2 separate regions of the Mus musculus genome follow, and region 2 is linked to region 1. A link is a loop called in an ENCODE intact Hi-C map of the cell type or tissue named here. Cell type or tissue: gastrocnemius. All regions are shown on one strand. Each heading gives the region's core, and the rest is flanking DNA. Links, peaks and the distances in the headings are about the cores only.

The links. Peaks named below come from ENCODE experiments on the same cell type or tissue, not always from the same donor. Only the 100,000 strongest peaks of a DNase experiment are listed, where the experiment ranks them.
Region 2: a loop joins it to region 1, with 2.5 times the contacts of the local background. A loop is called at or near these places in 5 of 42 quality-filtered maps.

What each region holds. Positions count from the first base shown.
Region 1 is chr9:119,061,928-119,076,990 of GRCm38, forward strand. It overlaps Vill (villin-like), which reads left to right. Exons shown (of 20, transcript NM_001164567.1): 7 at 1-167; 8 at 515-593; 9 at 679-777; 10 at 1,321-1,456; 11 at 1,675-1,775; 12 at 3,532-3,669; 13 at 3,933-4,091; 14 at 4,774-4,953; 15 at 5,484-5,629; 16 at 6,385-6,529; 17 at 7,956-8,141; 18 at 8,351-8,422; 19 at 8,630-8,887; 20 at 9,207-9,598. The coding sequence ends at 9,320. Plcd1 (phospholipase C, delta 1) reads right to left here. Exons shown (of 15, transcript NM_019676.3): 4 at 14,157-14,286; 5 at 13,837-14,068; 6 at 12,946-13,147; 7 at 12,709-12,853; 8 at 12,483-12,632; 9 at 12,238-12,396; 10 at 11,836-11,995; 11 at 11,529-11,645; 12 at 10,548-10,726; 13 at 10,323-10,455; 14 at 10,096-10,245; 15 at 9,600-9,960. The coding sequence ends at 9,875. It overlaps Gm51697 (a long non-coding RNA gene), which reads left to right and starts at 13,144. Exons shown (of 2, transcript XR_003948272.1): 1 at 13,144-13,278; 2 at 13,718-14,739. In gastrocnemius, for the core only: a CTCF peak has its summit at 5,880 (motif pointing left); DNase peaks (open chromatin) are centred at 5,880, 6,312 and 8,453.
Region 2 is chr9:118,593,493-118,608,555 of GRCm38, forward strand. It overlaps Itga9 (integrin alpha 9), which reads left to right and starts at 13,217. Exons shown (of 28, transcript NM_133721.2): 1 at 13,217-13,623. The coding sequence starts at 13,436. In gastrocnemius, for the core only: no CTCF peak of the experiment used is centred there; DNase peaks (open chromatin) are centred at 3,831 and 7,103.

The sequences.
Region 1 (15,063 bases), core at 2,728-10,727:
GAGCGAGGTGGCCGTGCCCAAATTGCTGTGGTAGATGCGGAGAATGAAGCCACCAACCTTCTGCGCATCATGGAGGCTGTGCTGGGCTGCAGATCAGGCAGCCTGTGTCCCTCTGTACCCAGCAACAGTGTTAGCCAGCTACAAAAGGCCAATGTCCGCCTCTACCAGTGAGCAGAACTGGGGGAGGGAGGGCACAGGGAGAGTGAGGGTCACAGCTATGTGTCTGTCCTTACTGAAATAACAGGTCCTCTACAAAAGCTTCCAGTAAAAGCCTGTGGGTCTCTGGGGTAGGTCATGTGCAGTGTTGGGCCTGCATGATATGCACTCTTGCATGGCATGTGGTAGCATTGATGAGAAAAACCCATAGCAGAGATGGGGAGACTGAGGCCCTGTGAAGAGCCACCTAAACCCCACTACCTAAGTCTCCAGGAGACTAGAGGAGGTCAGGGGCACTGGGATGGCACCAGGCCAAGGAGAGACTAGCCGTCCACATCTGGATACATGTCCCCCCCAGTGTCTGTGAGAAGGGGACAGACCTGGTGGTCCAGGAACTGGCGACCCGCCCACTGACCCAGGACCTCCTGCAAGAGGACGTAAGGAAAGCCTAGCCCAGTACCCTACCCATCCCTACCTCCTGGCCCCAGCCCCTGCCAACCAGACTCACAACCTTTTTCCTAGGGTTGCTATCTCCTGGACCAGGGTGGCTTCAAGATCTACATGTGGCAGGGACGAAAGTCCAGCCCCCAGGAGAAGAAGGCTGCCCTCAGCAGGGCTGTGGTGAGGTCCTGGGACCCTTCAGGGAGGCAGCCTGTGGTTAGAGCTGGCATAGGATAGCCTGCAGGAGGCATAGGGAGGTGGGTCTAAGGGATAAAATGGCTCTCCCTTGGAACATCTTTATCCTGGGGTCTCCAAGAAGAGGGACCCTTGTCTTGGGGTCAGAAAGTGAGTGTGTCTGCCCTGGAAACCTCGATCGGGAGGGAAGATATCTAACACAGAAAGCGCCATGTGTGCAGGACTAGCCTTGCCTTGAGGCCTGAGAGCCTGAGAGCCTTGGGGGTGGGGGTAGAGGAAGTTTGTGAGACTGTAGGGTTTGTCATGGCCAGCCCTTCACCAGGCTTGGATTGAGGAGTCCCTGTCTTCCCTCAGGGGCCTCGGGAGAGTCAGACAGTGCAGGAGCCAGCTTGTTAAATGGGTCACAAGTTTGGTTAATTAACTCAGTTCAGAGCTTGGGCATCCTTGTGGCCACGGTTGGGGGTGTCTCTGGGGATGGAGCACAGCCAAGGGCCTTTGAGCCTCAGGCCTGACAGAGCTGTGTCCCAGGGCTTCATCCAGGCCAAGGGTTACCCGAACTACACCAATGTGGAGGTGGTGAACGACGGCGCGGAGTCCACAGCTTTCCAACAGCTCTTCTGGTCTTGGTCGAAGGAGCTAGATAGGAAAAAACACCCAGAGAAGAGTGAGCAAGAGGAGGGGCACGGGCGCGGGGGTGGAGCCTGGTGAATGGGCGGGACTTAGAAGGAGCGAGAGGCAAGAGGGACCGGAACCAGGACTAGCGAGGTGTGTCCCCTAAGGATGAGAAGGAAGAGGGTGTGTCCGGGACCCTGTGAGATGGGTGAGGAGTGATTCGGCCGGGTGGTCCTGAAGAACATCACTGACTCTCCGCTCCACATGCAGGTAAACTGGTGCAGGGAAACCTGGAGGTAGGCAAGCTTCACACCCAGCCTGAGCTCGCGGCCCAGCTCAGAATGGTGGACGACGGCTCTGGGAAGGTGGAGGTGAGGGCACTGGCTTGCGGGTGATGGTGTGTGCACACAAGGATAGACTCTGCCTGGAGAACCGATGACTGGGGGTGGACGGGGGAGGGGGAGGGGCGGCCATGCCGGTAAACCCAACACTCTGTGGGAGGGACTATCGAGAGTTCGAGGCCAGTCTGAACTACATGAGACACTGTCTCAACAGACCGAAATGACCCAGGCACTTGTACATACCCATCCACACACAACCAGGCATATACTCAGGGAAATAGAAACATGCCTGCTCTCTCTCCAACAGTCACACCAAGTCATACAAATCACTCACTCAGAGACATGCAATTTGACAACACCCGGACAATGGACCATGCCCTGTGGCCAACACAGGTGCACACAATCATACAAATCACAGCCTTAAGCACTCCTAGCCCCTAACACACAGTCACAAACCCCTCCTCTGGCCCCAGATCAGTGTTCTAGAAGCTGAAGGGGCTGAGGCTGACTTGCAAACATCGTGCAGTATAGGAGCACACACTGACATATAAGGCAGATCCTTTCGTTCTCTCAAGCCTGCTTTTAAATCCATAACATAGAGCTGGAATTATGGTCCAATCTCATCCCCAAGCTAATGTGGGGATGCTATAAGACGGCGGAAACAAGACTGCTGTGTGCCTGGGAATGTGGGGGGTGCTGGGAGCTGTAATTTCTCTAGGTAAGCAGAGGTCAGAGAAAGTAGAAGCTCTGCCTACATTTGTCCTTATGTGGACGGTGAGCAGGGGTGGATGGGAAAAGATGGAGGAGGGAAGGGGGAGGGGAGGCAAGGCAGAGAGAGAGGAAGTTCCTGGTGAGGCACTCAGTAAGTGCTGGTGAAGGACAGGAAGTACTGTTTCCAGCCCCACTGAAGTACAGAGGGGTTGGTGCTGTGACCCTCTAGCTTACAGGAGGGAAGAACTGGGTCACACACCAACATGCACAGACGCCCAGCTTCTACCAGCTCTGTCTGGTTCTAAGGCTGAGGTGTGGCTCCCACAGTAACAAGACATCACTCGGACAAATGTGAGCAGGCGACACCATTTTCAGCATGTTGGCTTTATTAGACAGGTCTCATATACCCTAAGCTGGCCTCAAACTCACTGCACAGTCAAGGCCGGCCTTGAACTGCTGATCCCGCCTGCCTCTCCTCTCCTCCTTCCACAGGTGGAATCCCAGGTCTGGGAGGTGCTGGGGATTAACCCAGGACATTGTCACACTGCACCAGCATTCCACCACCCGGGCCACACCCCCAGCCTTGGATTTTGTTTGTTTAGGGGTTTTTCGTTTTATTTGTGAATTTTGTTGATGACTTTCTAAAGAAAAAAGAAAATTTCCCTCCAGAGTGCCACAGCCTCCCTTTCAACCCTACTTCTGTCTCCTGGGCTGAGCAGAGAGCCTCTGAATGAGAAGAGGGTGCTGTCTGCCCCTAACCAGGGATACAGCTAGTGGGGTCTAGACCGAGATGGCCACGGACCAGCAACTGGATCCATCTTATAGCCTCTCGCCCTCCTCCTGATTCTCCCAGGGACAGCATGCATGTCTGGGCTGAGAGCAGGCCAGCATGAGGTTGGTGAGGTCTGTGGGAGAAAGGGTCACTCAAAGGTCCGGTATGAAGCACAGAAGGCACAGACCTGGACAAGCTGCTTGCTGGCACAGATGAGCCAATGAATGCTTTCTGGCTTAGATGTAGGTGGACAGGCTGCTGCAGGTAAGGTTCATCTATGCTCACGGGTCCCTTGCTCCTCAGGTGTGGTACATCCAGGACTTACAAAGACAGCCTGTACATCCCAAGTACTATGGCCAGTTGTGCTCAGGAAACTGCTACCTTGTCCTCTACACATACCAGAAACTGGGCTGTGTCCAGTACCTCCTGTACCTATGGCAGGTATGCCCACCTGCCTTCCAGCCCAAGAGCTAGAGAGTGGAGGAGGAGGGGGGAGGGAGAGGGGGATGAGATGGAGCAAGAGAAGGAGGAAGGGAAGGAAGATGAGAAGGAGAAAGGGAAGGAGGAGGGGGAGGGGGAGGAAGAAGAGGAGGAGGAGGAAGAGAAGGGGGAGGAGGAGGGGAAGAGGAGGAAGTGGAGGAGATAGGAAAACCCTGGGCACAACAAAAACCCAAAAACCATCATTGTCCCCTTCCCTGTTGCAGGGCCACCAAAGCACTGTAGAAGACACCAAGGCCCTGAACTGCAGTGCTGAAGAGTTGGACCTCATGCACCAGGGTGCACTGGCGCAGGGGCATGTGACCATGGGCAGTGAGCCTCCCCACTTCCTAGCCATCTTCCAGGGGCGGCTGGTGGTCTTCCAGGTAGAGCCCATGTCAGACCTTTCATCCCTTCGTCACAGGCTGGAGAGGGGCTCACTTGGTAGAGGGCTTGCCTCGAAAGCTTGAGTGTGATCTCAGCACCTTCGTAAGATGCTGCGTGTGAGGGTGGGTGCTGTGATCTGAGCTCCATGGATTCTTGGAGCTCGATGGCCAGTCTAGCCTAATTGGTGAGCTGCGGGCCAGTGAGAGACCTTTTCTCCAAGGAGGTGGACAGCATTCCAGAGGATGACATCTGATGTCCTGTGGTCCATGAGCACGCACACGCATGCACACACACACACACACACACACACACACACACACACATACACATGCACACACGTGCAGACATGCACACATTCATAATCAAAATAACTATTTGACACAAGCCACTCAACGGGAGGAAGGGTTCAGTTTAGGTTCTCCTCAGGGCTGCTGTCGTCCCTGGCTGTGTTGAGTCCATGCCTAGATGAGGCTGTATATCATGGTGGCAGAACCGTGCTCTGGGCCCTCTGAGATGGGAGACAAGTCTAATTTGAAGGGGTCTCTTTCACTGTCCTGCACATAGAGGACGGCAACAGTCCACACTCAAAGGGCCAGGGGACAGTGCTAGTTTGTTCACCACCAGAACAGGGAGGGGACCCCAGGAGCCTTTGACTCAACCTGAGGCTTTGCCTTCTTCTAGGGGAATGCAGGCAACAAAGGGGAAAGACCACCAGTATCCGACACCAGGCTTTTCCACGTGCAAGGGACCGAGAGCCACAACACCAGAACTATGGAGGTGCCGGCCCGTGCCTCCTCCCTCACTTCTGGTGACGTCTTCTTTCTGATCACAAGTCATGTTTGCTATCTCTGGTTTGGGAAGGTACCAGTGACTTCCCCCTGGGAAGGTGGTGCTAGGCCAGAGATGGGTTCCCCTCCGCACAGTTGCAGACTTAGTCCACAGAGATGGTCCAGTGGAGACGATGCTGTGGGTGGTGTGGAGTGGCCCAAGACCCTGATAGATCTGGGGAAGTTACATAGTCACAAGGGGACTGGGGTTCCTCAGGGTAGGATAGCCTGGCTCTGGCTGCCTCCCTTCCTGCTTGGGGACTTACCCAAGCATCTCTGGGAAAAGGAGACCTCGTCTAGTTTGCTTGATTGTTTTGTTGTTGTTGTTGTTGTTGTTGATGTTGGTTTGTTTTCTTATGTTTAGCATAAACCACAGATGACTCCAAGCCTAGATTCTCTCAACCATGTTCTGAACCCAGATAGGGCTATAGGGTTACAGTTGGGGGACTGAAAGGGAGGTCCCCAGAGGTGCCTCCCTCTGCTCAGGTGCAGCTCCCCAGAGGACCCAGTGGATAGGACTGGAGGTGAAGGTCTGTAGAGCTTGACCCAGCTTCTGCTTGCCAGGGCTGTCATGGGGACCAACGTGAGATGGCGCGGACGGTGGTCAGTGTCTTCCCAGGGAATAACAAGGAGACAGTGCTGGAGGGTCAGGAGCCTCTCTACTTCTGGGAAGCCCTCGGAGGCCGGGCCCCCTATCCCAGTAACAAGAGGTAACAGAATCAGGGGAGAATATGTTTATTCTGAGGAAGAATTGAGGCTGGAAGGTGAGCCCTCCTCTGGCCAGGTTTCCTAAGGACGTTCCCAGTGGAAGGTCACACAGAGATCTGGACTAAATCTGCGGGACTCTTAGTCCTCCTCCTGCAGGGGCCATTCGAGTCAAGCCTACCTTGCTGTTTCCAGCCCTGGGGTAACGTTAAGGGGGGCAGTGTCAGGGCTAACAGGGAGAAATGGTGCCCTCTGCTGGCAGAATCCACTCCCTGCATTGCCACTAAAGGTGATCCCTAACCAGTCAAGGCATGCATAGGAGGTAAGAACAGAGTAAAAATTCAAGGAAGGAAGGAGCCCTGGGCCCTGCCGCCCACCCAAGTCTCATTAGCTCCCAGCCTCGGTCCCCTCCTTCCACCCTGGACCTGAGGCCACTTCCTGACTTAACTAAGTTTAGGGGACTCCCATTCTAGGGAAGGCAGGGCCTCCGTTCAATGATCCACACTAGGCCAGGAGTCCCCTTCCCCAGTGCCAACCCTGATGACTTCATTCAGCAGCTGACAGGTTTTCGGTCACCATTGAAGGAAAGGGACCCTGCCCTGGAGCAGGTACTCCTAAAGGAAGTTGAGGTAGGTGGAGGGCAGAGGAAGGCCCAGGGCTCCTGTCCCAAAGAGCTGCTTTCCCTGAGGTAGGGAGAGCACCCATGCCAAGGGCCAGTGTGGTCCAGACTGTGCCCCCTCACAGCCCCTCCTCCGGACAGGCTTCCCGAGGAGGTGTGGAGCATCCAGCCCCGACTGTTCGAGTGCTCCAGTCACGCAGGCTGCCTGGTCCTCACGGAAGTGCTGTTCTTTGGCCAAGAGGACTTGGACAAGTATGACATCATGTTACTAGACACCTGTCAGGAGGTAAAGTGGCCACTCCTGTTTGGCTGGGCTGGGAACTCAGGGTGTGCATCAGTGTGGTTGGGCGTGAAGGAGAGTCTAGCCTGTGACTGATTGTTGCCGTGGACTCAGAGTCCGGGTGTAATAGAGTCAGGTTGTATGTGGTTGTGACCGTGCGTGTTGTGTGTAATGCTGTGTGCCCCATGATGCTGTGTGTGACTGAGGCTCTGCCTAGCTACACGGCACCGCAGGATGTGGAGGGTCTGACTGGGTAGCACAGGGGACTCTTTGAACCTGCACATTTGGGTAGCTACGGCTGTGGGTAACCAGACCATGCAAGCAGTTGTGCAGTCCAGTATAGTCCAGTACGAACAAGAACTGGCCACACCAGTTGTAACTGTGTGTGCACGTGTCTGTGTGAGAGGAAAAGGGGGAACATGGGGTTGGTTGTTGGTGTGACAGAGCAACTGCATTTGTGAGTCTGTAGAATTCTGTGAGCCCATGAGATGGTATACACGACCAGCCAGAAATTGTTACGTGACAGGTAACAAGATGTGACGTGTCTATGTGCACACATTAGATGACAGTAACTGGCTGTGGTCAGCTATCTGGCTCTATGGCAACGGGCAAAGTGTCTCTGCAGCTGCGATACCGTGCGCATGTCATTGTGTGTGGTAGCGTGTGCGTGTGTATGTGAGTGTGTGCGTGGTCGTGTGTGACTGTGTATGCTACTGTCTCTGTTGGGATAAGGTTGAGCCCTGAGGACATCTCAGAGGAAACCCAAGCCCAGACTCCACCCCCTCTCCCCCACTGCACAGCCCACCACATTGCCCAGTCAGCCCCTCTCTGACCAATCATCTCCCCTGACTCCACCCCCTTAGCCCAGAATGGCCTCAAACTAACTATGTAACCCTGAACTTCTGATCTGAGTCCATCTCCCAAGTGCTGGGAATACAGACCTAGCCCACCCCCTCCTGTTTACGTGGTACTTGGGGTCTAGGGCTTTGCTAAGCAAGCACTTGAACTGAATAGTAGCCCCCACCCCTTTTTGAGGCAGAGAATCACACTGTGCAGGCTAACCTCAAACTCTCTCTGTAGCCAAGGATTGCCTTGAACTGACTCTCCTGCCTCCACTTTGCCCGTGCCATCTGTCATTAAAGACATGTGCCACAATACCTGGCTTAGGGACTGAAGCCTGTGTTCTTTCTACCGTTGAGTCTTTAGTACCAAGCCCACCCTAGTGATTCATACCTATTTATAGATTAGATACATGCAGGCATGCATGCATGCCTGTGACCTCAAGTGTTCATGGGTGTACGGACACCGTAACGTGTTGGGTTCTTGGCCATGCATATGCATGCGGGCTTCTGAAGCCATCTGAGTTGGGAGGAGGTGGCTGTCACAAGCAGTCCCTCCACCTGTCCAAGCCCAGGCCTCCTCTGTGGCCCAGATCTTCCTGTGGCTTGGGGAAGCTGCAGGTGAATGGAAGAAAGAAGCAGTGGCCTGGGGCCTTGAGTACCTGAGGACTCACCCAGCAGAGAGGAGCCTGGCCACACCCATCTTTGTGGTCAAGCAAGGCCATGAGCCAGCCACCTTTACCGGGTGGTTTGTCACCTGGGACCCTTACAAGTGGATGGTGAGACGTGATGCCCCACCTCTGCTTAATCTGGTGTGTATGTGGGGGTGGGGGTGGCAGTGACACTGGAAGAGGCCTCTCCTTGGGCAAGGACCTCCTGTGAGTCAGGGGGAGGGGAACCTGATCTTGGGCTTTAGGCTCCTTCCTGGGTTTCAGGGGAGCTCCTTCCTTTACCCCAGTCCTGATAATAGTCCAACTCTTGACCCCAGAACAGCCAGTCCTACGAGGAGATGGTGGGGAACAGCCTGGGACCGGGATCTGCAATCTCTGAGATGACAGCAGTAAGTGTTGGACAGTTTCCCTGGCAGCCCCACAGGGGGTTTGCGTTCAGACCGAAGGGAACAAGATACAGGTGTGAGGCGTAGGAGCGAGGGCCCAGACTCCCAGATCGAGGAGTTCAGACAATGCCAAGAGGCCTGTGGGTTCAATGTGGTCTGGGTGGGTGCCTGTCCTCTCTCTCCTGGACCCTGAGGCTTCTCTCTGGACAGGAAGTCCATAACTTCCAGCTAACTCCACGGCTGAGTGATAACAAGGCAGGTCACCCGGCACTGCAGGCCTTCAAGGGTTCCCAGGACAGTCCAGAGAATGAGCTGGGGCTGGACCTCAGGGTGGATGGCGCAAACCCCAGCATGAACCACACCAGCAGCTGCAGTGACTCAATGGTCAATGGGAGCCTGCCCCGGGAAAGGCTGATGCACCAGGCACTGGAGGACCTGCCACCGGGTGTGGACCCAGCCCGTAAGGAGGTGGGTACTAGACCTAACTGCACTGGGGAATCCCACAGGATCCTGTCCCATAATGCACTCTGAGCAGACCGGAGAAGTTTTGAATGAATGACACCTCCGGGATGGGACAGGAATCTGGGCTCCAGGAACTCCCATCCTTCCCCGCCCACTCCCACCCTCCTATCCCCATCCCTCCCCGCCCACTCTTACCCTTCCACCCCCATCCCTGCCCGCCCACTCCCACCCTCTCACCCCTATCCCTCCCACCCCCATTTCTCCCTGCCCACTGTACCCTCCCACCCCCATCCCTCTCCACCCACTCTTACCCTCCCACCCCTAGTTCTATCTCTCAGACTCTGATTTCCAAGACATCTTCGGGAAATCCAAGGAGGAGTTCTACAGCATGGCCAAGTGGAAGCAGCAGCAAGCGAAAAAGAAGCTGGGCTTCTTCTGATGTGGGGAACCCTGTGCCACATACCCTGAAATTCCTCCTGGGGTAACTCCCACTTCCTAATAAAAGCCAGTGGCTGGCATCGGGTGTGGCACGTGTGCCTGTGTGCCTTCGAGCCCCACCATCTGGTAGAGTCCCCTCCTCAGTGGCAGGGCCCTGTGGCACTCTGGGACACCGTCTTCCGTGGAAAGGATTCCTTCTGACTGCTTGCTTCCGGTCAGAAGAGGTATGCATGTAGATCTTGAGGGACTCCCTGGTGTCTTTGTAAAGAGACTAGAAGGATTTATCTTGTGATTATTATTTTTTTTTATATAAAAACTCACAACCTAAAGTCAACTAGGGGTAGGGAGAGAGATGCAGTGTTGTTCCTAACGGAATTTTAGACCACTCCGGGGACTGGACTGCTCCTGGACCCCCAGAGAAGTAGAAGCTCAGGCGATGTGTTAGAGCTGAAGGCAGTTCAGTGGCCTCAAGCTCCGCGCCAGAGGTGCAACATTGCCAGACAGGTGTGGACACAGCTCCGCCCACTCAGGGCGGACTGCGTCAGTCCCCCAGGCTTAGTCCTGGATGGAGATCTTCACAAAGAGAGTGGCTGATGGATGCAGGTCTCCATTCTTAGACAAGAGGTGGACATGGCGGTACCCTAGTGGGAAAGGACAGTTCTGGTCACTTGGGAGAGGATGAGTGAGCTGTGGGTTAAGAGAAGCCAGGCCCCGCCCACTGCCCCTGGCAGGCTCCGCCCACTGCTCCTTGAAGACTCCTCCCCTCCAACACTCACCCTGCTTGAGGCTGTTCCAGGGGATAGTACTCTGGCCGATAAAGTCGTTCTTAGAGGAGGAGTCATAATCCTCTACCATGAAACGTACAAGGGCAAGGTCAGGCACTGCTACCACAAACTCAAACTCCGTGTCCCACCGTGGGTTGAAACCTAGAAAGGCAAAAACCGTATGAGCAGCAAAGTCAACAGCACCAGCGCACCTAACCCAGGCCCAATGCATACTATACCATTATTGGTAATAACTGCTGTCTGACGGCTGGCCACATCCTGGCCCACACCGTGGATCTCCACTATCACCTTGGGGTCCACGATAGAATTCTTATTCTTATTGACCTTCGGCAGCTGCTGTCCAGAGATGATCTGAGGAAAGGCGGAGACAATGAGCGTTCAAGGACATCAATGAGCAGGAAGGGACTTCCACAGGCTGCCATGCCCCCTGTATCAGGCCATACCCAGACTCGGAGCTTCTTCGGGGCCCACCAGGGCCCCTGAGTCAGGGCCCGTGAGTTGAAGGTGGTGTCAGGGTCTCTCAGGAAGGCCGGTTTCAGCACATACCCACAACCTCCATTGTCCTGGAAGCAGCCAAGGTAAACATCCATTTCTGGCCCAGGGGTTTGGAAGTTCAGAGCCACTACAGGTGGAACAGAGCAGTCATCAACTGTGGGTTGGCCCCAGAGTCCTAGAGCCTAGCCTCCTACTCAGAGTGCACTAGCATCTGGGTTCCCATGTGAGTTAGAGCAGGATCCAATGGTCCAGTGTCTCCTGCCTTCCAGCATCCTAGCTGACCCACCACACTGACCACATTCTTTGTGTGTGTGTGTGTGGTGTTGTGTATAATATAGGTGTGTCACGAGAGTGTGTGCACATGCATATTTGCATATACTTGCGGAGGCCAAAGGCCTGGCATCTTTTTTGCGACAGGGCTCCTATTGAATCCTCTGGGCTGGCTGGCTGGCCAGTGAGTGGAGCTCAGCTTCTCTCTGCCTCAGTAGTGCTGATTACAGATTGCCTGTCATCAACCCTGTGCTTTCATGTGGGCCGGGGTCCCAAGCAGGACCTCCTGCTTCTATGGCAGACATTTTGCTGACTGAGTCATCTCCCCAATCTCTTTCTGGGGGGTTTGAGACAGGGTCTCATGTAGCCCAGGCTGGCCTTGAACTCACTAAGTAGCTAAGGATAACCCTGAACTCCTGACCCACCCACTCCCCCCCCTCCCCCGGAAAGTGCTGGAGTGACAGGTGTGACCTCATTCCCCAAAAGGAAACTCAAAGGGCTGGAGTTCACACCAGACACAGACTTGCTGGCTGGGTAATTTGGCCCGCATCCAAACCTTCTCAGGCCCCCCCAGACCTCGCATCCTGTGACCTTCACAGCTGTGGACATCAAGGCCAAGTGCTTTCTCTAACCTCCCTCCAACCCCAGCTGGTTCGTACCAATCTGGCAGCCTCCATTCCACATCTCCACGGGACTGTAGTTGGAGGAATCTGTCCTCCACCCAGCTGGGTAGATCCTGCTCAGATGGCCCACGTTATGGCGGACAAAACTATTTCCTGAGAACAGATGGAGTCAAGTCATCAGAGAAGGCCAGGGTGGGCTAAGGACATACCCACCCCACCAGCTCTGTCTGGACACAACGCTGGGAATGCCAACTTGGGACCCTGCAGGGCCGTACGTAGGGCAGGCCCAGCCTCAACCAGTCCAGATGGCCAGGATCGTGTGTCTGCAGGGACAGGGGCTCACCTGATTCTTGCAGCAGCCGCAGGGCACGGCTCTCGGAGAAGGAAGCCATCTCATAGAATGCCTGCCCAGAGGTGCTAGGACTGGAGAAGCCACCAAAGTGGACACTCTTGCAGTAAATGACCATGTCGGAGAGCTCCGGCACCAGCTTTAGCTTATCCTCCTGGGGGCCGCGGGGAGGCCCAGGTTAGAGCCATAGGTAGGGTAGGACAAGGTGGGCACTGAGCACCAGAAACCCAGACGAGGGAGCGAGAGAGAAAGAGAGAGAGAGAGAGAGAGAGACACGGAGAGAGGGGGCAGAGGATCTGAATGGCAGCCACAGAAAAACCAAGGCAAGGCAAGTCCCGTGGGTAACGGGGTGGGAGGGGCCCGGGGTCGCCCCACCCCCACAGCTTCCCCTAGAACCTTGGGCTTGTGTTGCACTTGGCTGCGCACGGCCTCATCTTCCATTTCAGCAGCCTCATCTTCGTCAGACACATCGGTGGCTTCAGGCCCGTTTTCCCCTCCAGCAGGTAGCAGCCCGCCCAGTTTCTTCCCTTTCAACAGAATCTTTTCCTTCAGTTGCTGGGGATGTACGGACAGACTGGTCAAGACCCACATAGGCCTACAAGCCAGGTTCACTTCCTCACCTTAAGGGTACCACTCCCTACCTCAGGCGAAGGCAGGCTCGTGGTAACCCCATCCAGCGGCTGGTCCAACAGCATGGGCCCCAGGATGGCCCTCAGGTGATGAGCCATGACTCGTTGTTGCTCCAGGCTGCAGTGGTTCTCCAGGGACAGGATAACTGGGTAGGGGGATGCCTAGAAGCCCCAAGATGAGTTAAAAGGGACGGTCCACCCCTTGTGTCCTCTCCTCACTCCCACGGGCATGGCCAACCTTGAAGGCGTAGTCCCGGATGGCCCTGAGCACGTCGCAGAAAAGTATCTTAGAGGTAAAAGTGTAGCCATGGTAGATGATGGGTTCCTGGTTGGGGCCGTCCCAGCAGTCCAGCTCCAGACACCGGCAGCCTTTGCACAGAGCCCTGCAGAGAAAAGGTGACAACTAGGCTAAGACCCTCCAGGTTCCATCCCGGGTCCCACCGCGACCTGCCCCTAACAGTTCCCTGGGCCGCACCGGATGTAGGCCTCCGTGCTGCTGGGCCCTGTGAGCTGGTCCTCCAGTAGGTAGGTGTTGTGGGAAGAAGACACTAAGTAGTGGCTGAGCGGCTGGTTCATGTCCTGGTAGACACGGCGGTGCGCCAGGCTGAAGGCGTTACCGTCAGCAGACAGCAGGTACATGAGGAAGCCATCCTTGGTCATCTGCCGCTGGGCTTTGGCTAGGATGGGAGAAGCCACCATTTTGAGTCAGAGCAAGTTGCCCACCACTGTGGAAAGAGAAGTTTTTTCTCCACTCTGCCTGCCCGCCCAGTCCTCTGCAGCTCTGAGGAGCAGAAGTCCTGATCTCCCGGTGAGACTCTGGTTACAGTGTGCTGAGGCCCTGTCTCTTTTCCTTCCTCCTAGTCTAAAATCCCCAAAGGTGGGGTGTCACCTCCTCTGTGTCCCTAGAGTGCGTGGTCCTGAGGACTGATCGCGGGGTCTTACACAAGCACTCTACCACTGAGCCATGTCCCCAAGTCATCCTTTCTCTGTACTTTGAGACTGGGTCTCACTAAACTAAGCAGGCTGGAAGTGTTGAGCAGGCCTCTTCTTCTCTCTGTCATGTGTCAAAGCTGGATCGACGCTGTGTCTAACGAAGAAGGAAGTAGAAATAACCTTGGCTTTGTCAGCACTTCTTTCTATGTCTCGGGGCAGGAATGCTCAATGCCCATTGAGGAAGGGACAGGAGGAAGATGAGGCCCAGACAGGGTAGATACTGATCTCTTTCTCCTATCTGCCTGCTTACACAGGATAGCCACACACTGGTCAGCAACCCTGGGGCTGGCTCCCTGAAGCACGACTGTCTGTCTGTCTGTCTGCTGTTCCATCAGTCTCCCAGCCATTGGCTCTGTGACTGTTGGGCCCTCACCAGTCTCACTGGGCTCGTAGCGCTCAATGAGAGAGAGGGCCAAGGCTGGCCCCGCCTCCTCCTCCCGCTGCTGATGCTGCAGGAACGTCACTAGCTTCTCCACCGACAGGGTCTCCGCAGAACCTGCGGCCTCTGCAAAGGCACGGTCGATCTCTGCCCGCTGGGTCAGCATCCTGTAGAAGGTCTCAATCTCCTCATCCTCCAGCGAGTCTGTCTGGGAGTGGTCACATTCCTGCAAACCCAGCACAGCCCATGGGCAGGGCTCAGAGCTGGCCTCGGGCCAGGCCCACGGCCCTATAGCCACACCGAGCCAAGCTCACCCTGAAGATCTTCCTGGCGTAGCTGTCATCCACCTGTACGTTGAGCTCCTTCAGGAAGTCCTTCACCTCCTTGAAGTTCATCTTGTTATCCTTGTTTTTATCAGCCTTTCGCAAGCAGGAGTGAATCCAGCTGGGCGAGCAGTCAGGAAAACACACAGCAGCCCGATGCCCACCAAGATCCCAGCCACGGGAAGTCGCGGTTGCCCGTGGTCACGTGACCACAAAGCAGGGGCCGAGGACCGGGAGGCCTTCCTTACTATGGATGGGTCTTTCCCCTCCTTTCCCTTGCTTTTCTTGCTTGTTGGTTTGTTTGTTTGTTTGGTGCTAGGGACCGAGCAGGGTCCCGCACTCTACTGCAGCCCTGCATTTACTTTGTATTTTAAGTCAAATGACCTACACCAACCCGTAAACTTGCTCCATAGTCCCGTTAGGCCTTGAAATGGTGATCCCTCTGTCTCATCTTCTCGAGTAGCTAGGATTACAGGATTGCACCATCAGACCCAGCTAAGGGACTTTTTTCTGTTTGTTCATTATGAAACCTGATGATGTTTGAAAATATTTACTATAAAAAAGGTTCACTGAGGACATTTAGACTACTGAAAAGGAACCCAGGCAGTAACTGCCCCGCCTGATCACCTCCCACGGTGCTGATGACAGCCTGGGTTTCTCAGACCTTCAGCCAGCATGCCTCTGGTACCTGAGGCTGGAAACGAAAGTGGAGAAATCCCATGCAAACTCAAACCTGGATCAAGTCATCCTGTCCAGGGACGTCTCAGCCCCCATGCTTGCAAATGCGCATGCGCGCACACACCCCACCCCACGTTCTCCGTTCAGACGCTGAGGAACTGACGGGGTGGACAGTGCTTCTAACTCTCACAGAGCACTGAGTCAGACAAGAGGATGAACC
Region 2 (15,063 bases), core at 2,395-10,394, 470 kb before region 1:
GGGGCCAGCGAGCTGGCTCCGAGGGGTAGAGGCACTTACCGCTTAATACTGGCAACCTGAGTTGGATCTCTGTACTCAGCAAGGTGGAAGGAGAGGTCTGACTCCACAAAGTCTTTCTCTGACCTGCCTGCACACACGCTGCCTTGGCTCCCATCAATCCCACCGTGTAATAGAGCCATCAGAATGTTACCCGTGACTGGTCCTTCAGCGGCTGAGCCATAGCCTTTTCTGTGAGATGAGAGAGGACGCTTCATAGCCAAATCTAACATCCCATGAGTTACTTCAATAGTTGTTGAGTCTGGGGGTCCCCCCAGACTCTGGAAGGAAGCCTTTTGTTATAAAATGTTTTGCTAAGATTTCCTCTGCGTCTGGTTTATATTTTCATTCTGTCTAAAGAGTAAAAGCTTTTGATTCTGGCAGATTGCTGTTAGTACTCTACATTTCAGGAATTCTGTTGCATACTTTAAAAACCTGAGTTACCATCCTGGGAGCTCTCTTTGGTGTGACGGCTAATATTGTCACAGGATCTAGAACTGTCCAGGAGAAAGTCCTAAATGCCTTTGAGGGAGTTTCTAGATTGAGGTTGGAAGACCCATCCTAAAGTGGGTGGCACTATCCCATGGGTCCCTGACAGAATTGGGAGGAAGTGAGCAGGGCACATTGGTCTGGCTCTCTTTGCTTCCTGACGGGGGCTGGATGTGACCATGAGACCAGCTCTTGCCTTCACAATGCCCCTGCCTTGATGGGCTACACTCTCAAACTGTGGGCCATGTGACCAGCTCTTGCCTTCACACTGCCCCTGCCTTGATGGGCTACACTCTCAAACTGTGGGCCATGTGACCAGCTCTTGCCTTCACACTGCCCCTGCCTTGATGGGCTACACTCTCAAACTGTGGGCCATGTGACCAGCTCTTGCCTTCACACTGCCCCTGCCTTGATGGGCTACACTCTCAAACTGTGGGCCATGTGACCAGCTCTTGCCTTCACACTGCCCCTGCCTTGATGGGCTACACTCTCAAACTGTGGGCCATGTGACCAGCTCTTGCCTTCACACTGCCCCTGCCTTGATGGGCTACACTCTCAAACTGTGGGCCAAAACAAACCCTCGTGTGCTTGGACTTGCCATTGGTCTTGTCACAGTAAAAAGAGTGGCAGACACGTTTGTCTTGATACTGTCATACAGTGACTTGGCAGTTCATTCCACTGCTCACTGAGCCCGTCTATTGACCGCCCCCATTACTAATTGTTCAGTCTCTAAGATGAGGACCACACATCATGTTGGCATGTGGTGACTTTGTGTCTTTCTGAGCGTGCTATTCAGATCGGCTCAGTCTACTAGCTCTGTTTCTTCAGGAGTGAGCCGTGTATCGGATAAGAGCTCTTTTCCATGGAGTTAGTTTTTCGTGGCTTCATCATGTTCCTCAGGAGGGGAATCACCATGGTGCACAGGGCCTAGTCCTGCACACAGCGATCTGAACGTGGCTCCTCCCCACCTCAGTTCCCAGTGTCCTGACACCCCTCCGATGTTCCCCTTCTGTGCAAGAGTCCCTCCTGTGCGAGCTTCAGTACAGGGATTCCTTTAAAGCGAGATTCTACCGCCTTCCATATTCCAGGGCATCTTAAGGGCGTTATTTCTCCCAGAAGCTCCTTTCCAGTTTTCCCACATGACGATGGCTTAAAACTATGTCTTGTCTCATTTCCCAAGACTTGTAGGAGGAGAGGCTGTGACTGATGCTCATTCCTACAAGATGAACGGAAGCTGGAGACAAGGAGAGTGCGGACAGGAAGAGCCTCTCAGCTGTTGAAAGTCCTTGTGTGCAAAATACACATGCCATAGGCTAGTGTGCAACTGTGTATGTGTGTGTTTCTAGTACAAAACCTAGGGCCTTATACATGCCAAGCAAACACTATGCCACTGAACTATATTCCTGTCTGGTTTGCAACTTTGATGCTTGCCTCTCTTAACTGGCTCAGGAAGCAGAGTACAGCCATGTGCCGGAGCCTAGTGACTTGTCACAAGGTGGGGGGACCTGATACTCAGATACAGACAGAAAAACAAGCACAATTGGGCTGTCTAGGTACTTTCCAAAAGATGTTTTTAATTCTTAATTAACTCCAAGAAAAGCTTATTTTAAAAATAATCTCACCATGTCCCTGTCAGGAAAGTCACTTAGATAAGATAATGCTGGGAAGGAGGAGTGCGTGGGCCTTGTCCGTCAGCCTCGGGTTGGCCATTCGTTGGGAAACTCGTGGCAACATGAGGTCAAATTGTTCTGCAGCTTGGACAAGTAGTCACAGTGTCAGTTGTTCATGCTTTAAATATTTGTGTGTGTGTGTGTGTGTTTGTATGTATGCACGTGTAAGAGTTTGCACACACATGCCTTTAGAGACCAGAGGTGCCAGCATCAGCTGCCTTCCCTTATCGCTCTTCTCCTCAGTTTTTGAAATAGGGTCTCTCACTGAACCTGAAATGTACCAGTTGACTAAACTGACTGCCCAGCAAATCTCAAGGGTCCCCCCTGTCTCTGCCTCCCCATCACTGGGGTTTCAGGTATGCACTACCATACCCAGCTTTGTGTGGATCTGGGGATCTGAGCTTAGTCATGGTTTAACAGCAATCACTTTACCGCCCTCCCAGACGGCTCCCGGCCCCACAATGTCTTTCATGATGCACCTTCTGTTATTGTTAGCTTCACCTGTCAGGTCCACACACCTTGGAAGAGAGAACCTCAACTGAGGAACTGCCTCCATCTGACTGGCCTCTGAGCAGGATCATGGGGACATTTTCTACATAGTCTGCTTGATATAGGAGGGTCCAGACCACTGGAGGCAATGCTGCCTCTGGGTAGAAACAAAGGCAGCTGAGGAAGCTGATAAACAACATTTCTCTGTGACCTCTGCTTCAGCTCCTGTCGCCTTGGCTTCCTCTGGCGATGGGCTGTAACCTGTAGAACAAGTATATCCTTCCTCCCCACGTTGTTCTTGGTCATGGCATTGACCACAGCAACAGAAACTAAACTAGAACTACAGCCCTCTGTGCTCAGCTGCTCTCCTGGGAGACTGGTTTGGGCATCTATTCTGTTAAAACCTTCATAACAGAGGAGCTGAAGACACCATCTTTCTACAAGGCTTAAGTAAGGTATAGCAGCGAGTCCTGGGCCTAGTCAGTAATAATTGGGACTTTGCTTCAGGTCTTAAGTCTCTCAGTCAATATCTGCATCAAGCCTTCTACAGAGGGAGTCCCACAACGCAGAGCATTGAAATAGTCTCTTCAGCTTCTGTGTCACCTGGCTCAGACAGCTATAGAAACACGTCTGTCATGAGACTCGTACTTACCAGTGGCTTTCCAGACACCGCTCTGTGGCGTGCTTTCCTAATGAGCACGATGCCTTGTTCACAAACAAAGAGACTGATTCTTGCAGGGCTTATCTACTCAAGGTCACATACCAACACTATCACACCTGTAGTAAGAAAGTGACTAAAGCCTTGTAGGCGGGGCCCTGACCTAGCAGGGCTAGTGCCTTTGTGAGAAGAGATGCCCTCACACACTCCGGTGGCCTCTCCTCTTTTTTTTTTTCCTTGTGGTGCTGGGGGTTGAACTCATGGTTTTTCACACTCTGGATCTGCCCAACCAGTAGGCAGTCTGTCCCTCCCCTCCTGTCCTTTGTCCCATGCAACTCAAAGGAAAGATCACAAAGAGGACCATACCAGAAGGTAGCAGGCAGCCATTGGCAAGTCCTGTTGGCACCTCAATCTCAGAGGTGAAAGTTTCAACTTCTGTTGTTTAAGCCGGGCACTGTGTGGCGTCTTGTGATGCCAGCCGGAGCTGGCAAATATGCCTGCCAGGCCACCAGGATCATGCTTACTCACCATGGTCAATCGTCTGGAAAGCTACACATTCTACAAGATGCAATGCGATTACAAACCGGCGGCTCTTTGGAAGTTGAAAACTCCTTCAGTGGAAGGAAGGTGCCTTTGACGTATTTGGTATCTGAAGATTAGCGCCCCTCCTCTCCCGCCTTAGACACCCCAAAGCGCGTGCATTAGCCTGTGGCTGAGCAAAATCGTGCAACACAACCTATTTTATAGCAAAGGGCAGAATTTCTTACATAGGTAGTGAGTACTTCCTTCTAAGTGGAAAAGTAAACCATTTGTACATTTTCACAGTATTGTAAAGTAAGCGCGTGTGCACGCACACACACGACTTTTATGATAAGTCATATGCTTTTATTATTTAAAAGACAATGAGGATTGCCTTTTAACCCTATCATCTAAGAAGGTGTGTGAATCTATTCTAAGACCGGTATTAGTTACCAAGAGCAGATTCACTAGATGTGGCTCTCTAGAAAAAGATATTGAGCCTGGAAAGCGGTTGGAAAAGTTACACCCAATAGTTGGACTTCGGCTTTTGAATCCCTCAGTGGGAAAGCATTTACTGCTATTCAAGTGGAAGATTTGGCGACGCTGGGTTTACCCTCCTGAACTTATCACACTTCAAAAGCATGAGGGAGTTTCATTTGTCCTGTGAATAAAAAATAAAATTAGGTCAGGTGATGTTTGAAGGCTTGGCTTCCTTCACAAGTGCATTTAGTCACCGAGCAGTCACTCAGAGGGGAGGTATGGCCCCGTGAGTGACCTGGGAGACATTTTTCTTTTCTTTTTCTTCTTCTTCTGGAAATACCCTGAGGTGCCATCTGGATTCTGACCATTTTCCTTCTTCCACATGGTGTTGGCTGGTCTCTTCCTCAGCTCTCCTTGCAAAGTTAGCCCATCCATAGACTCCAGGACTCTGGCCAAGACACTGGTAATTGTGGCTGTTCTTAGATCTACCTGTGCCTGCTGCCCATCCAGGTCCAAGTTTTCCTCTCAGGTGGAGCACAGATGCTCCATGTGCAACGAGCCCAACGCTTCCCTCCATCCTTCATCATTCTGTTCACCGGTCATCTTGTGACAGAGTTTTAGCATGTAGCCTTGACGGGCCTGGAATTCCCTACATAGAGGATGGCCTCACACTTACAGTAATCCTCCTGCCTCAGTCTCCTGAGCAGCTGGGATTGCAGGTGTACACCACCATGCCAGGGCTTGCTTTCTCTTCATGAAAGGCTTCCATTTGGTCCAGTGGCTTCAGCCATTTTCTACAATCACGGTAGACTATCTGAAGACAATTTGGACAATGCAAAGGATAGATAGACAGACAGTCTCGACTATAATTGCCACCATTGGGTCCTACTTTTCTATCACTGTAATAAAACACTATTACCAAGGCAACTTATAGGAAGAAAGGATTTATTTGGACTTATGGTCCCAGAGGGATAATGTTCCATGATGGTGGAACAGAAACTTAGTGGTAAGAGCAGGAAGCTGAGGGTTCCTATCTCGAACTAAATCAAGGAGAGAGAGAGAGAGAGAGAGAGAGAGAGAGAGAGAGAGAGAGAGAGAGAGAGAGAACCTGAAACGCTGCTTCAAAGCCTGCCCAAGTGACATATGCCCTCTATCAAGACCACATCATCCAAACAGTGCCACCGTCAGGGTCTCAAATGCCCGAAGCTACAGAGGACATCCCCTTCAAACCACCACATACAGCAAACATAGTAAAAGCCCAGCTTCCTTTTTATGTGCTGTGTGCTTATAGATGCAATTTAGTTAACAGACCTGCCTGGGATCAGATCAAGGAATTCACGTTTCACTTGTGTATGCTACAGGTGTCTGCTTGCAGATGGTGTGCTATCCTTGGATAATACACTTACTGAAAGTGCTGACCCCAATAGCAAGTGGCTACGCTATGGATTGCAGTGTGTGTCTGCATGATCTAATTGTCAAGGTCTTTGACGAACGCCGAAGAAAACCTGTCTGGGTTTGGGATTTCTGTGCCCCATGAGCAGGACAGGATGGATCCACAGGATGAGCCGACTCGTGTGGATGAACCCGAACTCTGAAGAGGTTCTTTTAGGGAGGTCTGAGGTGCTTATGAAGATAACTCTGATCTGCCCTTCCCATCCCAGACTCCCACATTTACTCTGGCTACTCTTTGAGGATTTGAAATGAGAGTCAGGGAGATGGCTCAGTAAAGTGCTCACCTTTGCAAACACAAGGGCCTGAGTTCCACATCCAGGACCCACATAAAACAAATGACAAAACCCAGCACTTGCAATTCTAGAACTGGAGAGATGGAGACTGGTCTGAGACTCATTAGCCCAGGCTGTTTAGACAGTTCCAGGCCAGTGAGAGACCCTCAAAAAAGAAGATGCTCAGTGCCTGGGGGGTGCCATGAAAGGTTGTCCTCTGTTCCCCCCCCCCAGATGCCCTCCACCTGTACATAGCACATTTATAAGCATGCACACAAACATACAGACATGCAAACAGAATTGGAGACTTATGCGAACTTCCTCATAAACAATGGGGTTCAAACGTGATTACATTGTTCAATGACATAAAATATAGTAGTTCCCATGAAGCTCAAGAGGAAGGAAGACCAAAGAGTGGATGCTTCAGTCCTACTTAGAAGGGGGAACAAGATAATCAAGGGAAGTAGAGGGAGGGAGGGACTTGGGAGGAAGAGTGAAGGGAGAGGGGAAAAAGAGGGGCAGAATCAGGTATAGGAGGAGATGGTGGAGATGTACAGAGGGCCAGGAAATTGAACAGAGGTGTGTAGCAATGGGGAATGGGGAACTGGGGGTAGCTACCAGAAAGTCCCAGATGCCTGGAAAGCAAGAGCCTCCCAGGACCCCATGGGGATGGCATTAGCTGAAATACCCCATAAAGAGGAGGGAAAACCTGTTGAGACCACATCTAGAGGTTAGGCATGGCCCCCTGGTTGACAGATGGGGCCACCCACCAATCTGCAAAATTTTAACTCAGAATTGCTCCTGATTAAAGGAAATACAGGGACAAAGAGTAGAACAGAGACTGAAGGGAAGACCATCCAGAGACTGCCCCCCCCCCCCCCCCCCGGGATCCATCCCACATGCAGACACCAAACCCAGACACTATTGCTGATGCCAAGAAGTGCTTGCTGACAGGAGCTTGATATAGCTGTCTCCTCAGAGGCTCTGCCAGATCCTGACCAATACAAATGTGAATGCTCGCAGCCAACCATTGGACCGAGTCCAAGGACCCCAATGGAGGAGTTAGGGGAAGGACTGAAAGAGCTGAAGGGGCCTTACCTGGCATCAATGGGAGGGAAGGCCCTTGGTCCTGTGAAGGCTTGATGGCCTAGTGTAGAGGAATGCTAGGGTGATGAGGAAGGAGTGGGTAGGTGGGTGGGTGAGCACCCTCATAGAAGCAGGATGGGGGGTTGGGATAGGGGGTTTTCAGAGGGGAAAATGGGAAAGGGGATAACATTTGAAATGTAAACAAGTAAAATATCCAATTAAAAAGAAGAAAAAAAATTAGTGGTTTCCTTTTTTGGTATTTTTAGCTTAGTAAATATCCAGATATCTAGAGTTCTTTCTTCCTACAAAACACCTCAAATTGTTGAATTAAATATAAAACTGAGCAAGAGATAGCTTGGCTGGTAAGAAGATAATATTCAGAGGCTAAAAATAATGAAAATTTCTCACACAGGGGACAAATGAGTGACAGAGTCAGCCCCAGCCATGGGCGTGTCTGGATCTACCTCACACTTGCCTGGGAATGCAGAGTCTGGGAGACCATCGGACTAAGGGCCCCAGATCAAGACCAACTCCTTAGGAAGTGAACTGGGATAGCCTGCTCCATTGAAAGAACATCCAAAGCTGTTCTGGTTTGTTTTCTATTGCTGTGATAAACACCATGACTAAGTCTTTCCTGTTTGGGTTGTGACTCGTGGTAGAATGTAAGTTAAAAAAAAAAGGAAAGGCAGCCTTCAGGTGCACAAACCAGTCTCTGTTGTGTGATATCTACCTATCGTCTATCTACATATCATCTATATCTATTCTCTGTCATCTATCTATCTATCTATCTATCTATCTATCTATCTATCATCTATATCTATTCTGTCATCTATCCATTTGTCACTTATATCTGCCTACCTAATCATGGGGTCATTCTCATCTACCTACTTATCATCTATATCTATGTATCTATCATTTATCATCTATCTGTTATCTATCTACCCATCATCTATATCTGTTATCTGTAATCTATCTATCATTATATATGTCTACTATCTATCATCTATCTAGCATTATATCTGTCTACTACCTATCATCTATCACTATATCTGTCTACTATCAATCTCTCAATCAATCACCTATCATCTATATCTGTTTATCCATCTATCCGTCATCTATCTATCATCTATATCTGTTATCTGTCTTCTATCTATCACTATATATGTCTACTGTCTATTATCTATCTCTCTATCATCTATGTCTGTGTACTATCTATCATCTATATCTATTTATCATCTATCTATCTATCTATCACTATACTATCTACTAGCTCATCTACCTCCTTACCTATTCATCCACCTACCTATTATCTATCATCTATCTACCTATGATCATCTATCACTTATCTGTCATCTACCTATCAGTCCCTATATAAACCAGACATTAGGCCACAGCACAGGTAGATCAGAAGTGCCCAGGCCAGTCCCAGAAAAAAGCACAATTTGTCTATGGAAAAATATATTCCAAACAAAGATAAAATTCCAAGGAACATGAATTTGCAACCAAAGCTTACAAAACTTATGGAAATAAGCTACACGGAGAGAGAGCAAACAGGGGCTGCAACGTCCACATACCTATGTGATCAAAGCCATATTAACCACAAACCTAAAGGAAGCAACCAGAGTGTGGTGAGGAGCTGGACATGGCGGCCAAATGTGAAGTCACAGCGTCCGGGGCGGGGCAGAAGGAGTCGTGAGAGTTCAGGGTCATCTGGGTTATGTAGCAAGGCTTTGTCAGTACTAGTAAAGACAGAGACGATAACAAGATTGAATGGGATGCGGCTCACAGATGAATATGTGCTTAGGTGTGCAAAGATCCTGGATTAATCCCAACACAGAAACACAAGGACCACACACAGCTCTTCAGTTAACAGTGAACAGGCTGGCAGCTCCCACCCCACGCGCACACACACACACACACACACACACACACACACACACACGGCTCTTCCCTCTCAAATTTGTATGCTTCTCTATAAAGCCACTAAGTTCACTATATGCTCCTCCTCTGTGTATAGGGACAACTGCTAGAGCCTGGGCATCCTATCCAGGGTCACCAGTCTGAAGAAAATGAACTCCCTCCTCCAGTGGCCAGCTGCTGCCAATAGCTCCTCAGCTAGGGGTGGAGATTGTAAGCCCCTCCTCCATCAGCTAGGGGTGGGGACTGTAAGCCCCACCCCCATCAGTGCTGGGCCTGTGTTTGATCTTGCCCAGGGCCTGTGCATGGAGTCACAGCCACCAGAAGCGCGTGTGAACTGTTATGTCCAGAAAACAGGGCTTTACAGCAGCCCTCCACTGCTTCCGGCTCTCACAGTCTTTCCACCCTTCGTTCCGTGATGATTCCTGAGCCCTGGGGAGAAAGGAAGTGGGGAATAGGTATTCCATTTAGGGCTGAGCACCGCACAGTCTCTTGTTCTCTGAGCTCTGACTTGTGAGTCTCTATTAACCACCATCTATTGCAAAAGGAAGCTTTTAAGATGAGAACGGCCTTAATCTATGGGTGCAAAGGGAGAGGAACACTGAGTTGTCTTCTTGGACAAAAGGTGCAGTTTCTAAAAAGGCATAGCGCCAAGAAGTCAATCTGTCTCCCATGTGGGAAGGTTTGAAAAGAATGCTTCCCCTGTGTTTCTCATCTACATCCTCAACTGGATGGGTCTCATTGGAGTCACCAAGGAGACCTACCGATAGACATGTCTGCGTCCAGGGAGGTTTGGCTGGGGTGAATGTGGCCAGTACCATCCTATAGGCTGGGATTCAAGAGTAATAAACTAAAAGGGGGAAAGGAAAGCCAGCTGAGAGGTGTTATAGCCCATCCCTGCTGTGTGTCCCAGCTGTGTGCTTCTGAGGACGCAAGCCATGCCCACCCTCCTACCTCCCTCCCCTGCTGTGATGGGCTTTGCACTCAGAACCGAGAGTGACAGTCAATGCTTCTCCCTCTGAGAGTCACAGACGCACCATCACACCATCGCTGTCGTTAGACAGAAAAGCTTGTTCCGACAGGCAGGAAACCGAGCTCACTGCTGGCTGCTGCTGTCCGATAACACGAATAACTAATCACCATCCTACCTTACAATTTCTAAAATGCTGCCAACAGTTCATCGGTGTGTTTCAAAGGCTTGCCAGTTTGTTAGCATCATCTTCGCGCTGACTTACGACAGGACAACTGGTCAGACCTGGAAAGTAACTCCATGTGTTTTATCTCAGAGTCTATGGCTTTCCTGCCATAATGTCACATGACCAGAACCACAATACAGATTGGGGGTCTCTTTCCCAGGGGCAGGGCTTCGTAATCTCCTGATGCTTAACAAACGATTGCTGGGCCTTACCCCTTAGTGAACCCAACCCAGCTCACTGCTTGTGAATTTATAGTTTTATTTATTTTACTTTTAGGTAGTTCCCTGGAACTGGAGTTACCAATGGTTATGGGACACTGTGGGTTTGGAATTGAACCTGGGTCCCCGACAAGAGCACCACACACTCTTAGTGGTTGAGCCAGTGTCTCTAGACCCAAATCTGTTTTTTTAATCCCTGGATTCTGATGTATGGCCATGTTTAGAAACCCCTGAAATGAAAGGCCAATACAACAGTTTGTGTGTGTGTGTGTTTTTTAAACCAGTATAACTTTGATGTTTAGTTTAAAGACTGTAATTGGTGTGTTTTAGACCAACAGACCTGAAACTCTTTTAAAGATTCACTTATTTTTATTTTAAGTGTATCATTGTTTGCCTGCATATGTGTATGGGCACAGCATGCATCTAGTGCCTGGGAAGGCCAGAAGAGGACATAGGATCTTCTGGGGCTGAAGTCACAGATGGTTGTGAACCAATATGTAGGCGCTGAGAGTCGAACTCAGGTCCTCTGCAAGAGTGGCAAAGGCTTTAACCTCTGAGCATGGTCTCCAGCTCCCAGTTCCTAACCTTTTAAAGTCTACCTTACCTCTTAAGAATTCACTAAAAATCTATAGCTCTTTCACTGAGGAACACACACACACACACACACACACACACACACACACACACACACTTTAACATATAACTTAAGGTACCATATTAATAAGCATTAAGATCAGTTTTATACAACATAAAATCACCTGGGGGGGGGAATCTCAACTAATTGTCTTCATCAGATTTGTCTGTGGGCATGGTTGTTAGCTGGTGAATGAGGGCTCCGACTGTGAGTGACACCAGTTCCTGAGCAGGTGACCTATGCCATATATAAAGCTAGCCGTGCATGGCGGGGGGGGGGGGTGAGGAGCAAGCCAGCGTGAAGAGCATAGTTCTTTCATGATTTCTCCCTCAGCTCTGGCATGGCTTCCTGCCCCATCTCTCTCCCGTGAGACTAACCTGTGAGCTGGGATACTTCCTTTCCTGCCCCGTCTCTCTCCCGTGAGACTAACCTGTAATGGCTTCCTGCCCCGTCTCTCTCCTGTGAGACTAACCTGTGAGCTGGGATACTTCCTTTCCTGCCCCAAGTTGCTCTGGATCAGAGTGTTGCTTTACAGCCCAGGAAGTAAACTAAGACAGGTGGATATAGCACTTATGCTGTGTAGTTTTGTATCAACATGGCACAAACTAAGGTCATTTGAGAGGAGGGAGCATTGCTTGTGAAAATGCTTCCCTCCACAAGATCTTAATTGGTGATTGATGAGGGAGGGCCCAGCCCAGTGTGGGTTGTGCCATTCCTAACTGTGATAGTCCTGGGTTCTACAAGAAAGCAGGCTGAGCAAACCATGGGGAACAAGCCAGTAAGCAGCACCCCTCCATGGCCCCTGCACCAGCTCCTGCCTCCAGATTCCTGCCCTGTTTTGAGTTCCTGTCCTGACTCCCTTCCATGATGAACAGTACAAGCTGAATCAACCCCTTCCTCTGAAACTTGCTTTTGGACATGGTGTTTCATTGCAGCAATACTGACCACAAGTAAGACAGCAGTAGTGCATCCGAGCTATGCAAATTACCTGACTGCAGTGGTTTAAGACAGCAACATTGATCATCTAACAATGCTGGACAGGTCATGGGTCTCGCTGGCCTGCGTTCCTGGAAGGGGTAGAGGAGAAGACATTTCTCTGTCCCCAGTTTTTGAAGCTGCCTGGCTTCTTTACCTCATGGACCCTTCCCTCCAGCTCCCAAGCTAGCGGTGATCTGGCTTCCTTTGTCACAGCCCTTCTGATGACAGCTGGAAGAGGCTCTTCACCTGTAAAGATCCCCGTGTTTAGACTGCTGGCGAGTGGATAACTCTGGAATGTGCACCCCCCCCCCACCCCACCTTGCCTACCCTAGGCTTTGACTGTTGTTGTAAGGATAAGCCTGATTAGAAAGAAAAAGATAAAGGCGTCGTGTGTGTTTAGTATGAATGAGACTTTGGAAGTGGAGAGGGTGGGAAGGGATGGGGAGGGGGTTGTGATTTTACCAGAGTAAAGAGTTAGTTCAACAATAACATTAAACTTGGAATAGTCAACTTCATAGAGTCAGGGATAAATGAAACTTGCCGGGGGCTGGACTGGGCTGGGCGTGCTTGTTAAATTTATGTATAATTTAATTTGCAAGATGAGCTATTGATGATCACATAACCAAAATGAGGTTATGACGTAAACTTTATGCAACGTATACTTCACCATAATCTCCCACATACAGGGGAGCACACCTGGCTGTATTGTATGTCTGCCAAGTTGGAAAGCGCTGGCCAGGTCAGGGAGTATGGAAGAACGCTCTGCTCTCTTCCACATGACTAATTCTTACAGCAACTGACTGGCGGTCTTGAGCGGTTGCCTCTGAAGAAGAGCTTCCAGATGGGCAGGGCCAGAATATTTACCCATCCTTGGCTCGGGTAGCTTTGGGTCTTTGTGTGTGAGAGAGAGACTTTCAGTGTAAGACAAAAGGAGAGAGACCCAGCCAGCTTGGACACAGCAGAGCCTAGGACATTGAGAGGATGCAGTTCACCGAGGTCCAGAACCTGGACCCGGGGGTGCGCCTGAGACCGCGTCCAGCAGGGGGCGCTGCGGACCCGTCCCGCCCGGGCCGCCCGGGCCGCCCACCCCGCGGGCGCGCCTCTCCGCAGTCCAGTGCCGCCCGGGCCCGGGACCCGCTCCTTCCGAGAGCGCAGACCTCTCGGCGGGCATCGAGAGGACGCGGGGCGCTGGCGGCCGTCCCTGGCCTTGCTCCGGCTCTCGCTGTAGCCCATCGCCGCGTCCCGGGCTTAGACTCGGAGCGTACGGCTCCCGCCCCGGGCAGCGGCGTGTCCCGGGAGCCCCGATCGCGGGGCAGGGCGCAGGGCGGCGGCCGGCTGGGGATGGGCGGCCCGGCTGCGGCGCGGACCGGCGCCGGAGGGCTCCGCGCGCTGCTGCTGGCGCTGGTGGCCGCGGGGGTCCCGGCCGGCGCCTACAACCTGGACGCGCAGCGCCCGGTACGCTTCCAGGGCCCCTCAGGCTCCTTCTTCGGCTACGCGGTGCTGGAGCACTTCCACGACAACACGCGCTGGTAAGTGTCTCCCGCGGATCCTCGACCCTGGCGTGGGCACCCCGTGGTCCCCCAAGTTGGCCGCCGCCTTTCCGGCCTCTTCCACTCCACCTCCCGCGGGGCCGATTTAAATGTCCGGGCGGCCACGCTGACATCCTGGCCTGCTCTCCGAGGCCCGGGGCGTCCCTGGGGTCCCTGTCCTCCCTGGGCAGTCAGACGCAGCTTCGCTCTCGCCAAAGCAAAGTTACTTGGCTGTCTGCCTTCCAGGGGCCACCGCGGGCTGGCCATCTGCCCCAGATCCCCGGGGGGCCCCTAGGAGGCCAGGCTGCTCTTGGGGACCACTTCATGTAACTCTAGGGCAGCAGCATGCAGGAAGCAGAGAAACAAGGGGTGTGGTGGGAGTGGGTCCTGGTGGCTTAGGAATCTCCAGAAGAGGTACCCAGGGGCCCCACAAAGTTCTGAGAGGATCTGGGATGCAGAGAGGACCCCCAAGGAGCAGACTGTGTGGCTGGTGGGCAGCCTGGAGCTCTCCCACGTGTCTAGAGACAAGATTTAGGAAGCTGAAGTTTTTAATCAAGGGGTACAGTTTTGAACCAGCGAGATGGGTGGGCCTGCAGAAAAGAATAAGTCTCTCCCTCATTAAGCATCAATAGTGAAGTTAACTGACCCCACAGCAGGAGCGCTTAGAGAAGGCGGATAGACCACTTCCTTGGAATGAACGAGCCACACCATGCACCACGCCCACCTATTCAAGGCAGCTAGAGTTCAGTAGCTCCCCAGCCTCATTTTAGATGATGTTACTGTGGACCCAGGAGATGGCTGGTTCACGTTGAGGGTGCTATCCCGTGAGCGAGCATCTTTAGAAGCAGCAGGCCGGGAGATGGAGACTGGCAGTGTGTGTGCTTGGACATGTAACTTACTGGGAGTCTCTGCTCGGAATTGGACAGGGGCCGAGGCAATCGGGGGCTTGTGGATGCGGGTCTTTCAGAACCCTGGAGAAAGAGAACTTTGTGACTGGCTTTATTAACACTTTCGTGTATTTAGGAGAGCGGCCTCCAAGAGAACCAGCTTTCAAAGTCCTTGTGTGTAGCTCTCCTCTGCATCCCTTCCTGACATTGATTCTAGTCACAGTTACCAGCCAAGGCTGCTTCCTGCAGTTGCCAAACCCTTCCTTTTCAGACAGCAGGGCAGAACACTTTCCTATGTTCCAAAGGCTCCAGGTCTGCCATGGGCTCTGGGCTTGGTACAGATAGATTATGGCTGAATAGAAAGAGTTTGTAGAGCTGGGTGTGGTGGCGCACGCCTTTAATCCCAACACTTGGGAGGCAGAGGCAGGTGGATTTCTGAGTTCGAAGCCAGCCTGGTCTACAGAGTGAGTTCCAGGACAGCCAGGCTACACAGAGAAACCCTGTCTCAAAAAACCAAAAAAAAAAAAAAAAAAAAAAAAAAAAAAGAGTTTGT